2 separate regions of the Homo sapiens genome follow, and region 1 is linked to region 2. Evidence: read pairs that join two places in POLR2A ChIA-PET (ENCODE). Cell type or tissue: MCF 10A. All regions are shown on one strand. Links, peaks and the distances in the headings refer to the core of each region. The heading gives the core; the rest is flanking DNA. Region 1 overlaps FREM3 (FRAS1 related extracellular matrix 3). Region 2 overlaps HHIP (hedgehog interacting protein).

Region 1 (5,383 bases), core at 334-5,333, 1.1 Mb after region 2:
GGGCATATTTGGCTCTCTGTGGTTGGTCTTAAATTAGAAGTGGGAGCAGAAATTAGGGAAGCTGGCAGTTATTTAGTAAGTCTTGACCATTTGATTGCTGATTGCTACAGAGGTGGTGGCTTGGCTTCCTGGACTAATTGCTGCAGATTGTGGGTCAGAGTTCTCTTTTTATGTATGGTATGGCCATTTTCCATCTGTATATTCAGTCTCTCAAAATCAGTGCTCCTACTTGTTGATATGTCAGCAAGGGAGAATTTATTCCTCCAGCTTTTCTTCCTCTCCCAAACAATGTTTTGGTTTTTTTTTTAAATAATACCCCCACAACATTGTTTGTAAACACTGATGGTGCACTAATCATTTAGTAGGGGCAGGCAGTACCTTGGCAGATGGAAACTTTAATAGTAGGGCCTTGAGGTCCCCAGCAAAACACAGCATAAAACTAGTTGCCTCCTTCACTTACCTGTAGTCATGTTTAGTATTTGTGAATTATTAGTAACATACAAAGCATGAGTCTGCTTTCCACTGCACTGTGTATGTAGCTCATGTTCATTTTATTTATGAAAATAAGTAATTGTTAAACATTTACTTTAACATGACTTCCAGAGATGTTTAAATAACCGAATTGAACTTTCATCCTATACATGGGGAGTAGGTGAGGACAAATACCACAATGGCACACGATATGAGTATGAGAAGATTTACAACGTTCACACTTATAATTCTGTTACTGGCCAGGTTCATTCTGCTTGCGCACAGCAAGACAATCACTGTGGTGACAGGTTTTGCAAAAGAGAAAAAATTTCCTTCACAAGGCTGCCATACAAAGATACAAGAGAACGAATCAAAATTTGGGAGTACTTATGAAATAGAAAGCAGGGTCTTCTAAAGCATGGGGAAAGGTGATTGGCAAGTAGGAAAGGTGAGGTAATTGGGGTTTCTGTGCAAAACTAATCAAGCTACATGGTAATTCATAGGACACATATGCACAAAATGGCAGTGTTAGCATAATCTGAGGTTGGAGCTTTTGGCCCTCTGACATCAAAAGATCACTCTTTGGGCACTCAAGCAGGCCCAGTTAAAGGTCAGTGGTCTCGACAGCTTGAACTGGACAAGAGCTGCCCCCTAGTTCCTGAAAAACAACTTTAAGCAATGTTATTATAGTCCCCACAGTTAGAGATGTTATCTATAAGGAAGCTAGTGGGAGTTTAGTTATGCATTGTTTGGCTAAGTGATTTGCTAGTGGGAGTTTTTTGTTGTTGGTTTCTTGGTAGGTTGGGGGAGGATTTTGAGACAGGGTTTCACTCTATCACCCAGGCTGGAGTGCAGTGACTCCATCACAGCTCACTGCAGGATCAAACTCCTGGGCTCAAGCCATCTTTCCACCTCAGCCTCTGGAGTAGCTGGGACTACAGGCACCAACCTGTATGCATGGATAATTTTTAAAATTTTTTGTAGAGACGAAGTTCTCACTATGTTGCCCAGGCTGGTCTCGAACTCCTGACTTCAAGTGATTCTCCTGACTTGGCTTCCCAAGGTGCTGGGACTACAGGTGTGTGCCACCATACTTGGCTGCTAATGGGAGTTTTACCATAAGCCATAAGTAAGCTGTTAAAAGCAAGCAAGGCAGGTTAAGTTTGGCAAACTTAATCAGCTTAGCCCTCAGTTTCAGTTCCACCAAGAGATATGCAAGAGTCAAGATGCTACCTTGCATACAGTGGCTTAGTGTTCCAGGAAGGGCCCCGACCCTGTTGTATCCTATTTTTTCTTTTTCTTTTTCTTTTTTTTAACCACAAACATGAAAATACCTTCTTATGTGGGGATCTCGGGGTCAAGGCTCAGGTGTCAAGCAGTCTGAGTTGTGCACCAGCTATGCAGGGAGTTTTCCAGGCATGCCAGCTTTCACATCTGGAAATCATGTGGGAAGTTGGATTACATAAGGGAATCTTATGAGAAGCTAAAGTTAGGTGTAGCCCTCCTACTTGGGGAAGCAGCACTCCTCCATCCTAGCTGACTCCGTGCCAGACACTGAGCCTCGCTATTCATTTGGATGGTCCTTCTGCAGCATAGCTCTTTCCAAGGGATGAACAGACAGACACTCGGTGAATTTTTCTAGCGTAGCAATTACATATGATCTATTCAACTGGGCTGTTTACCATCTCATCTCTTTCATTCACATCTAAGAGACTTTAGCACCATTGTCTGCTGGACACTTTGGTTGTAGACAGAGAATGTGTCACTAATACCAGAAGAAGCCCAGCTTGAAGCCCAGAGCAAAGCATGAGTACACTTTCTACAATAGCTGGTCTGTCCAGCCTCAACCACACCCCGTAGCTCCCACATACTTGCCCATTATTGCAAGACCCAAACTAGAGCCCCAGTGCACCAATGGAAGAAAGAATTAGGCACATCCTTTCAGTGATCAGCTAGCTAAGGAGAAAGGCCTCAAGGAGTACCTCACCTAGCTTGTTTTTTCTCCTCTTCACTTTTTCCTTCCCAAATGTAAAACTAGCTTAAACCCAAGAGTTGCTAACATTATATGGAGCTGGCTATATCTGGTGCTTTCAAGAGGAAATCTTAGTTAAAGAATAGGCAATAAGCCTATCTCTGGATATATAGCCAAACGCAACAAACATGAAGATCTTGAAGATGCATTACAAAGGTTTGTCCTTGTAGTTGGTTTTAAATATCTTAAATTATCTGTTTACTGCCAAATCCTCTGTCTTCCAGGGCAGAGGAGAATTTATTCTTGTTCCTCTTCTCAACCTTGGCACCATTAATGTTTTGAATAACTGTTTATTGTGGGGGCTGTCCCATGCTTTGTAAAATGTTAAGCAGCATCCCTGGTCTCTATATACTAGATGCAAGTATCTAGCATCTAGACGCATCTACCACCTCCATCTGTGACCCCCAAAAATGTCACCAGACATTGCCAAGTGTCCCCTAGCAGGTAAAATCAGCCCAACTGAAAACTCTTGCTCTATAATGAAATGTTTTAAGCGCAAAGATTCTTTAAGTAAAGACTTGGAAATTAGACATTTCTCGGCATTATTTCATTCTTAAGAAAAATCTCATCCATCTTTTTCTTCTCATTAGTCACTCTCTTGTTAAAAAACTGCCTTATTGGAGGAACAGCCAATGAATAGCAAACCACAGAACCTAAAACCAAATGAGTAGGTACAGCATTGAATCATCCTGTGGTTTTTGGTCAGGCCCAAGTCAAATACGTTGCGGTTTTTAATGATCTACTCTATCCAGTTAAAAAGAACTGCGTAGTAAACCACAAGCCATGGACCTCGCCCCACTTCTCCGATTGGATTTTTTCTGTGGGTCATCCCCTAAGATGGAGGTAGAAAACAGATGATTCTTTTTTCTTTCTTCCTTTTTTTTTTTGAGACGGAGTCTCGCTCTGTTGCCCAGGCTGGAGTGCAGTGTCGCCGTCTTGGCTCACTGCAAGCTCCGCCTCCCGGGTTCACGCCATTCTCCGGCCTCAGCCTCCCGTGTAGCTGGGACTACAGGTGCCCACCACCACGCCCGGCTAATTTTCTTTTTTGTATTTTTTTAGTAGAGACGGGGTTTCATAGTGTTAGCCAGGATGGTCTCAATCTCCTGACCTCGTGATCCGTCCGCCTCGGCCTCCCAAAGTGCTGGGATTACAGGTGTGAGCCACTGCGCCCGGCCAAAAGTGGATAATTCTTAAAGGGTTCCAAGCATGTCCAGGTGAAAGACTTTCTTTTTTCTTTCCTTTTAAAAAAGATTCTCTGTGTTGATTTATTTAGTTGTAGATGTGTTCATAGGTTATAGAAGTTAAACTTTGCATCTCAGACGGTTTGGGGGGATTATAGTTTTCTGTTCCTGAAGTACAAATCATATGGTTTAAAAGTCCCCTTACTGAAGGTTTTCTGGGCGTAAACTCTCACCATTTTCTGTTTATCAGAACATGTCTTTATTTCAACTCCAGTCTTGAAATTCTAGGTTGGTAGTAATTCTCTCCTAGCATTTTAAAGTTATTATTCCAACATATTCTGGCTTCCATTGTTAAGCACTTTGTTTTTCATCTAAAAGTTGTCTTTGTAGAGATGTTTTTTCTATGCATCTAAAATCTTACATGTATTTGATCTGAATCTGTGAAAGATCTGAGGGCTTCACTTGAAAATGTTTTCCTCCAAGAAAGGTTTGCTTTGCTTACTCCAGGATTCAGAGGGTACTACTGATCCAGACACACTCCTGCTGCCCTGTATCCTCAGGCATAACCATAGCTTCCAAGTCAGCTCTGTGAGGTGCCCTTGCCCAAGGCCTGTCTCCACCTGCAATGGTGATAGTGCACCTGCTCTTGGGGGGATACCACCTTCTGAATGGGAATCCCTTCTATGGGTTATGGGATTTCAGGTTGGGGGAGGGTTTTTATGGTTTGTTTTAGTTATTTTTAATTTCAATTTTGTTTTGTTTGTGGGTTTTTGGGTTTTTGTTTTTTTTTTGACACTTGACGATATTCCCTACACTTGACGATATTCCCTATGAGAACAGAAAAGCCAGAATCATTATTTTTTCTAGTTGTTTTTTACTGTACGGGCATCCCAGAGTACCTGACTGGCCAATCTGCTGGAAACAAAAGTACCAAAGTCCCCTCTAGATAGACGCTCCCATGCTGCTCCAGCCGAGCCTTTGCTACCCTCCTCCTCTCTCCTCTGGTTCTCCCACCACCCTTCAATCATCAGCCCTCCTGGGGCATGAGGTGACTTGTGCCTGGGGTCCAAAAGCCTCCTGCTCCAATGAGGTGTTAGCTGCTGCACTTTAAAGAGGGTGATTGCTTGTCTTGCTGTCCTACTAAAATGTACATATTAAAAGAAAATTGTGTGTTTAAAAGAATTTATAATCAACTAAACAAACAACTAAAGACAATGTGAGAAAGTAAAAAGTGCCCCAGGCTGACTATCAGGAGATGGGTCTTTGACTCCTTGGATATCATGGGGCATTCTCTGCCTCAATTTTCTCATTGATAAAACGCCCTGGCCACCTCATAAAGTAACCAAACAACATAATATAATGATTTAATTACCCTTTAGTGTAGTTCCTTAATAGGACTTTCTCTCTGATTTTAACATTTATGATTTTTGTAAAGCAAATGTAATATGTAGCCACAGAGACTGAGCCATAAATACTCTTTTGTAAATAAGTTATTAATTTTTAAAGTAACTTCACAAATTCTCAGGCTGCCAGTGAGGTGAGGGAGGCCTGGACAGGGGCAATCGATGCCATCATCATCATGGATAGAGTGGTATGCTGGATCCAGCTAGTAACTGCTCCTGAAAGCTGATTCTGTGCACCTCTTCCCTACTCTATGCTCAGTGACTTCACATTGATAGTTGAAGTTGGCTATGATGGG
Region 2 (5,383 bases), core at 315-5,314:
CATTCCCATGACTTGTTTTTCAAGTTGATTACTTTGTTTTCTCTAAGATAAACATTTTTTAAAAAATTACATTCTTATTTGAATCACTTACAATTTTCCTAACTGCTGAGACAGGCATGTTGGATATTGAGAAATGTCTTACTTTTAACACTTGTTTTTTCTCTGTATATAAGATGTTAAGACAAGCTGCTCTCCCCTACTGAATAGAACTTATTCATCTTGATTCTCTGATGAACAAAATATAAGCTGCTAACTTTTGAAGGACGGTTAAATTTTTTGGACCTACTGAGAACCTTTCAATCCATGGTAATTAACCAGATGGAACCCTCAGGGCTTGTAAGAGTCACTGGAGCTTTAAAAAGTGAGCAATTTACTCCTGCATGATTGTTAGGCCAGTGTTTTTATGCTTTCCCAAATGCTCATTTTTCAGAAATCCCTTTCTCTTCAATTACTAAATATACTAAGACAAAACTTGAACTAAAGCAAAATCAGCAAATTATGCTCTACATACCATAATCTTTCCCCTTTATTATCTGTAGAATTCTGGCTGATGATCTGTTTTTTCCATTGGAGTCTGAACACAGTATCGTTAAATTGATGTTTATATCAGTGGGATGTCTATCCACAGCACATCTGCATAACAAGAGGGGATACACATTAATTCCTACCGTGATCTTTTCCAAGCTCAGACTGGAGATTCCTGACATAGGAAGGAGCCCTTTGTGGACTGGCAAGGATCCTATGGCAATTTAGTTTGGATCTTCTAGAAAGCACTGAAGGAAGTAGTCCGATGTGTTTGCTTACTTGGTTGAAGCTTAATCTCTGGAATATATTTCTTAATTTCTCTTATGATTTATAATTTCTTATGTTATAAATATGCACACTGTCTTAAAACAATTGTTAGTCTGTTCTTAAGGAATATCACATGTATAATACACTGGTAAAGTATTGTGAATAAGAATCGGTGTCACCATCCAGGAACAGAAAACCAAACACCGCCTGTTCTTACTCATAAGTGGGAGTTGAACAATGAGAACACATGGACACAGGGAGGGAAACATCACACACTGGGGCCTGTTGGGGGGCGGGGTGCAGGGGGACGAAGAGCCTTAGGACAAATACCTAACGCATACGGGCTTAAAACCTAGATGACGGGTTGATAGGTGCAGCAAACTACCATGGCACATGTAAACCTATGTAAGAAACCTGCAAGTTCAGCACATGTATCCCAGAACTTAAGGTAAAATAACATAAAAAAAACAACAGTGTTACCATCAACTCATCTCTGTGCCACACAAAACAGTACTAGTTATAACATTAATTTTGGGTTTCTTACATGAAATTGCTGCATTCTAAAACTTAGGCTGCTCTAACACAGGAAAACATGTGCTTTAATTCCAGGAATATAGTAAAGCTGGTCCCTACAAATATCGAGGTCTTTTACGTTGACTCTGTTTTCATGTTTTCCATCCCTAATCTGGGGGCCAGAGTATCTCTGTGACTTAAGCCACTGACAGGAAGCTCCATAAGGGGAGGACTTGCAACTTCATCACTATCTTCCTGTTATCTGGTTCAAAGCCAGGAATATAAGAGGGGTTCAAGGTTTGTGGAATGTTTCAATCACTGAGGGACTGGGTATGAGGAGCTTGGGTTGGGGGAAGAATGAAGTTATATAATACAATTTTGGAAGTTATCAAAAGTGTGGAAAACAGGCTTGCATTGTTTTTAGGTTTCTCTATCTTGGCACTGCTGACATTTTGGGCCAGGTAATTTTTTGTCTGGGGAGGCTGTGCTGCCAACTGTAGGGTGTTTAGCAGCATCTCTGGCCTCTACAGGCAAAATGCCAGTAGCATCACTCCCTCACCCCCATCACACTCTAATTGTGAAAACCAAAAATGTTCCCAGACATAGCCAAATGTCCCCTGGGGGTAAAATTATCCCATTGAGAATCACTGTTCTAGGCCAACAAAATATATTAATTACTTAAAAACAAAATGAAACCATTGGAGCTAATAAAGAAATTTAAAAAATAAAATAAAAAATTGAGAGTTGGTGCTGGTTCTTAAGAGACGTAAGAGTCATGTAGAAATTATAAAAGAACAAACAAAAAACAAAACATAAACTCTTGGCTCCCAATGATCTCATTCATGATAGGGAAACCATAAGCGTGACCTGCCAAAGATGGGTTAGTTGTTCTGTGGCAACAGTCCCTTTATTGTCCTCTCTAGTTCAATGATTCACAGAAGACAATGCCTGGCAGGGATCATGATACAGTCATGCTGTGACTTAAGGTGGAACTAAATCCATAGTGGAGAGAACATTTTCCTCTATTACCTTTCTTTGAAGATAGAGAAACTATGAGAAAAAGAGGTTTGACTTGTTTCCAACAAGAAACAGCAAATCTGGAAAGCAGGCCAGGTAGAGTTGCTGGGGGCTTGGAGCTATGGCTCTGGCTGAATACCAGGTCCACTAAGAACTGCTTGACCCTTGTAACCTTCAGTTTCTCATGTGAAAAAGGGCCCTGCCAGTGAAACTCTCTGGGTGATACTATAATGGTGGATACATGTCATTATCCATTTGTCTAAACCTACAGAATTCACAACACCAAGAGTGAACCCTAATGTAAACCATGGGCTCTGGGTGATTATGACGTGTCAATGTCAGTTCATCAACTATAACAAATGTTTCTCTATGGGGGATGATCATAATGCGAGAGACTATGCATGTGTGGAGGTACGGGTAATATAAAAATGTCTATACCTTTTTCTCAATTTTGCTGTGCATCTATCACTGTCCTTTAACTAGTCTATTAATAAAAGGGGAGTGGGAGAAGTGGGGCTGATGGTGAGCCTTGCTGAGAAGCAGAGAGGAGATAAAGTACACAAGATACTTAGTTCAGCACCCCACAGCAAGTGCTTAATAAAAGTTCCCTTTATTTTTAGCCAATAATTAATTTAGTTTTCTTTCTGCTTTATTAAATCGTCTTCTGCTTAGAATACTTTTGGAGGGAGGTGGAATATAAACACCAACTTTTCCTTCAGCCCTCTGCCACCAGAGGTGGGGAGGCTCCGCAGCACAGGCATCTTGCCACACATCTGGTCTGTAAAGCACCTCATCCCATGTTTTTGCATTGAGGTTCAGGACCCCCAGGAAGGTTGTGAGAAAGCTCCAGCGGGATTGTGGTGACTCAGGCTGCCTGACTTCAAAGTGTTGCTTTGTGGTGGTATCTGTGAGTTCTGAGCTCTAGGAATGGAATGTGACAGTTTCCTCCACATCCTGAACCCACCTTAAGTATTCCCTGTCTCACAGATTTTAAGATCTGCTGAGATGCCAAAAAGGAAATGAACTGTAGACTTGGGTTTGATGGAGGAGAGATGAAGGGCATGAGGGATTATAAAAATAAAAAGTTTGAGAAATATTCACCTTGCACATAGTGAACACTCAATAAACATTAAATGGTAATAATAACCTACTTAGTGAATAAATGGATGTGGCCAGATATCCCTGAGTATGAATAATAGACCATAGACTGGATGAAGCTTTCGTTACTGAAATTGCTGTATTATACTTCATAGCATTTTTACAAAATGTACCCCAAATTTCCCACCCTACATACTTTTTAGTTTTCCTTTGTTTTGGTTCATGGTAGTACCAACAGTTAATATGGAGTCCTTTAGTATTTGCAATGTTTTCAAAGTGAAATAAAAGTTAATATTTAGCTCAACTCCTTGCAAATTAACACTGCAGCATCATATTTAAGTGAAGCTATGATAACAAGAATTGCAATTCATTTAAAACCTACCAGGAGTCAGACACACTATTTGGTACTTTACTTACAGATTTTTATTTAATCATAGCAAGGCAGTTATTATCACCGCCATGTAATATATAAAGAACTTAAGACTTAGTGGGATTTAAGGAGACAAATCAAAAAGTTGATCTCTCTAAACTGTTCAGATTAAAGTCTTGGTCATTATACTAGTCCAATAGTGTTTATCTGATAATAACCTCTCCACATTTTAAGGTGAAATTTTCTCCATGAATTTGTCCTTTTCGTTGTCTAATCTGCCTTCTCAATCTGCTTCTCACAGTAATAGAAGACAGTGTGCTAAATACTCACTTGAGTAATGACCTGTTGTGACTTTAGAGGCATGGCCTTAGATACTACCTTTGGCTGCTCTGTGATGGTATATGCTCTATGCTATATTTTCCCAGTTCTCGGATCCCCGCCTGGCTTAAAAGCCAGTGAGAAGACAGACTTGTGTTCTCACCTGCCTGGATCGTGGAGCCCATGAGCAAACACTTCGGGGGGCTGGTTGGTGCTGTTGAAGTGTGGGTTGCTCCTTGGTATGGAATAAGGCACGTTGCACATGTCTGTGTCCACATCCAGCCGTAGCACTGAGCCTGTGAAATCACTGAGAAATTGGGGGACAGAGTATGTGTTTTACATTTTCATTATATATTTCACCTATATTAAATATGGTGAGGTTGCTCTATTGATGAAAAAATCATCCCCTTAGTTGAAATAAAATATTAAAGTGGCTGGATGCAGTGGCTCACGTCTGTAATCCCAGCACTTTGGGAAGCCAAGGTGAGAGGATTGTTTAATGCCAAGAGTTCAAGGCCAGCCTGGCAACATAGCGAGACTCCATCTCTACAAAAAATTTTAAAATGAGCCAGATGTGGTGGCATGCGGCCAGGCGGATCTCTTGAGCCCAGGGGTTTGAAGCCACAGTGAGCCATAATGGTGCTGCTACATGCTGGCCTGAGCAATAGAGTGAGACCTTGTCTGAATAAATAAAGGAATAATTAAATAAAATAAATTCCTTATTGTGGAAAATGAAACTGGGCCGTTCCAGACAAGCAACTGAACCAAGACACTGTGTGATGGTGGCTGAGGACTGTGGCATCAGTAGTACACTGCTTTTTTTTTTTTGCCTCTGTTCTCTTAATTTTTGTCAGCCTAAACCTATGTATTCTATATCTCCCAGGAAGGTTCGCTGGGCGGTGTTAGCCTATTACACAGTGTTGAGAGGCAGTATGGTTGTACAGGGCCACTGCTTCTCAGTGCTTTGTGGAGCAGAGGCAGCCCTGGAACAGAGAACTACACAACAGTAACTCTTTTCATGACAAACAAAAGATCACGTAGCATATTAGTGAATTCCTCTTCATTTCATAAATGCAGACACTGATGACAAAAGTTAAGTATTTAACCAAGGTGACCATTCAAAGATGGTTCTTAATTCACTGGTGCCCACCTTTTCTTCTGGCACTTAAACTATTTTAACCTTGAGAGGAACCCATCTGTGATCAGCCTTTTACCTTAACCCATCCATTTCTTCCATATCATCCAGTGTAATCATCCCATCACCAAGAATGATGT

What was found. Peaks named below come from ENCODE experiments on the same cell type or tissue, not always from the same donor. Only the 100,000 strongest peaks of a DNase experiment are listed, where the experiment ranks them.
Region 1: POLR2A ChIA-PET joins it to region 2 with 5 read pairs; 1 of 35 experiments calls an interaction of 5 or more read pairs at or near these places.

The regions. Positions count from the first base shown.
Region 1 is chr4:143,614,800-143,620,182 of GRCh38, reverse strand. The region is part of intron 5 of FREM3 (FRAS1 related extracellular matrix 3); the gene reads left to right. Among named protein-coding and RNA genes, the nearest start is that of FREM3, 83 kb to the left of the region's middle. In MCF 10A, for the core only: no CTCF peak of the experiment used is centred there; a DNase peak (open chromatin) is centred at 3,202.
Region 2 is chr4:144,707,200-144,712,582 of GRCh38, reverse strand. It overlaps HHIP (hedgehog interacting protein), which reads right to left. Exons shown (of 13, transcript NM_022475.3): 6 at 5,323-5,383; 7 at 4,272-4,415; 8 at 512-633. The region is part of intron 1 of LOC124900791 (a long non-coding RNA gene); the gene reads left to right. Among named protein-coding and RNA genes, the nearest start is that of HHIP, 64 kb to the right of the region's middle. In MCF 10A, for the core only: no CTCF peak of the experiment used is centred there; a DNase peak (open chromatin) is centred at 2,222.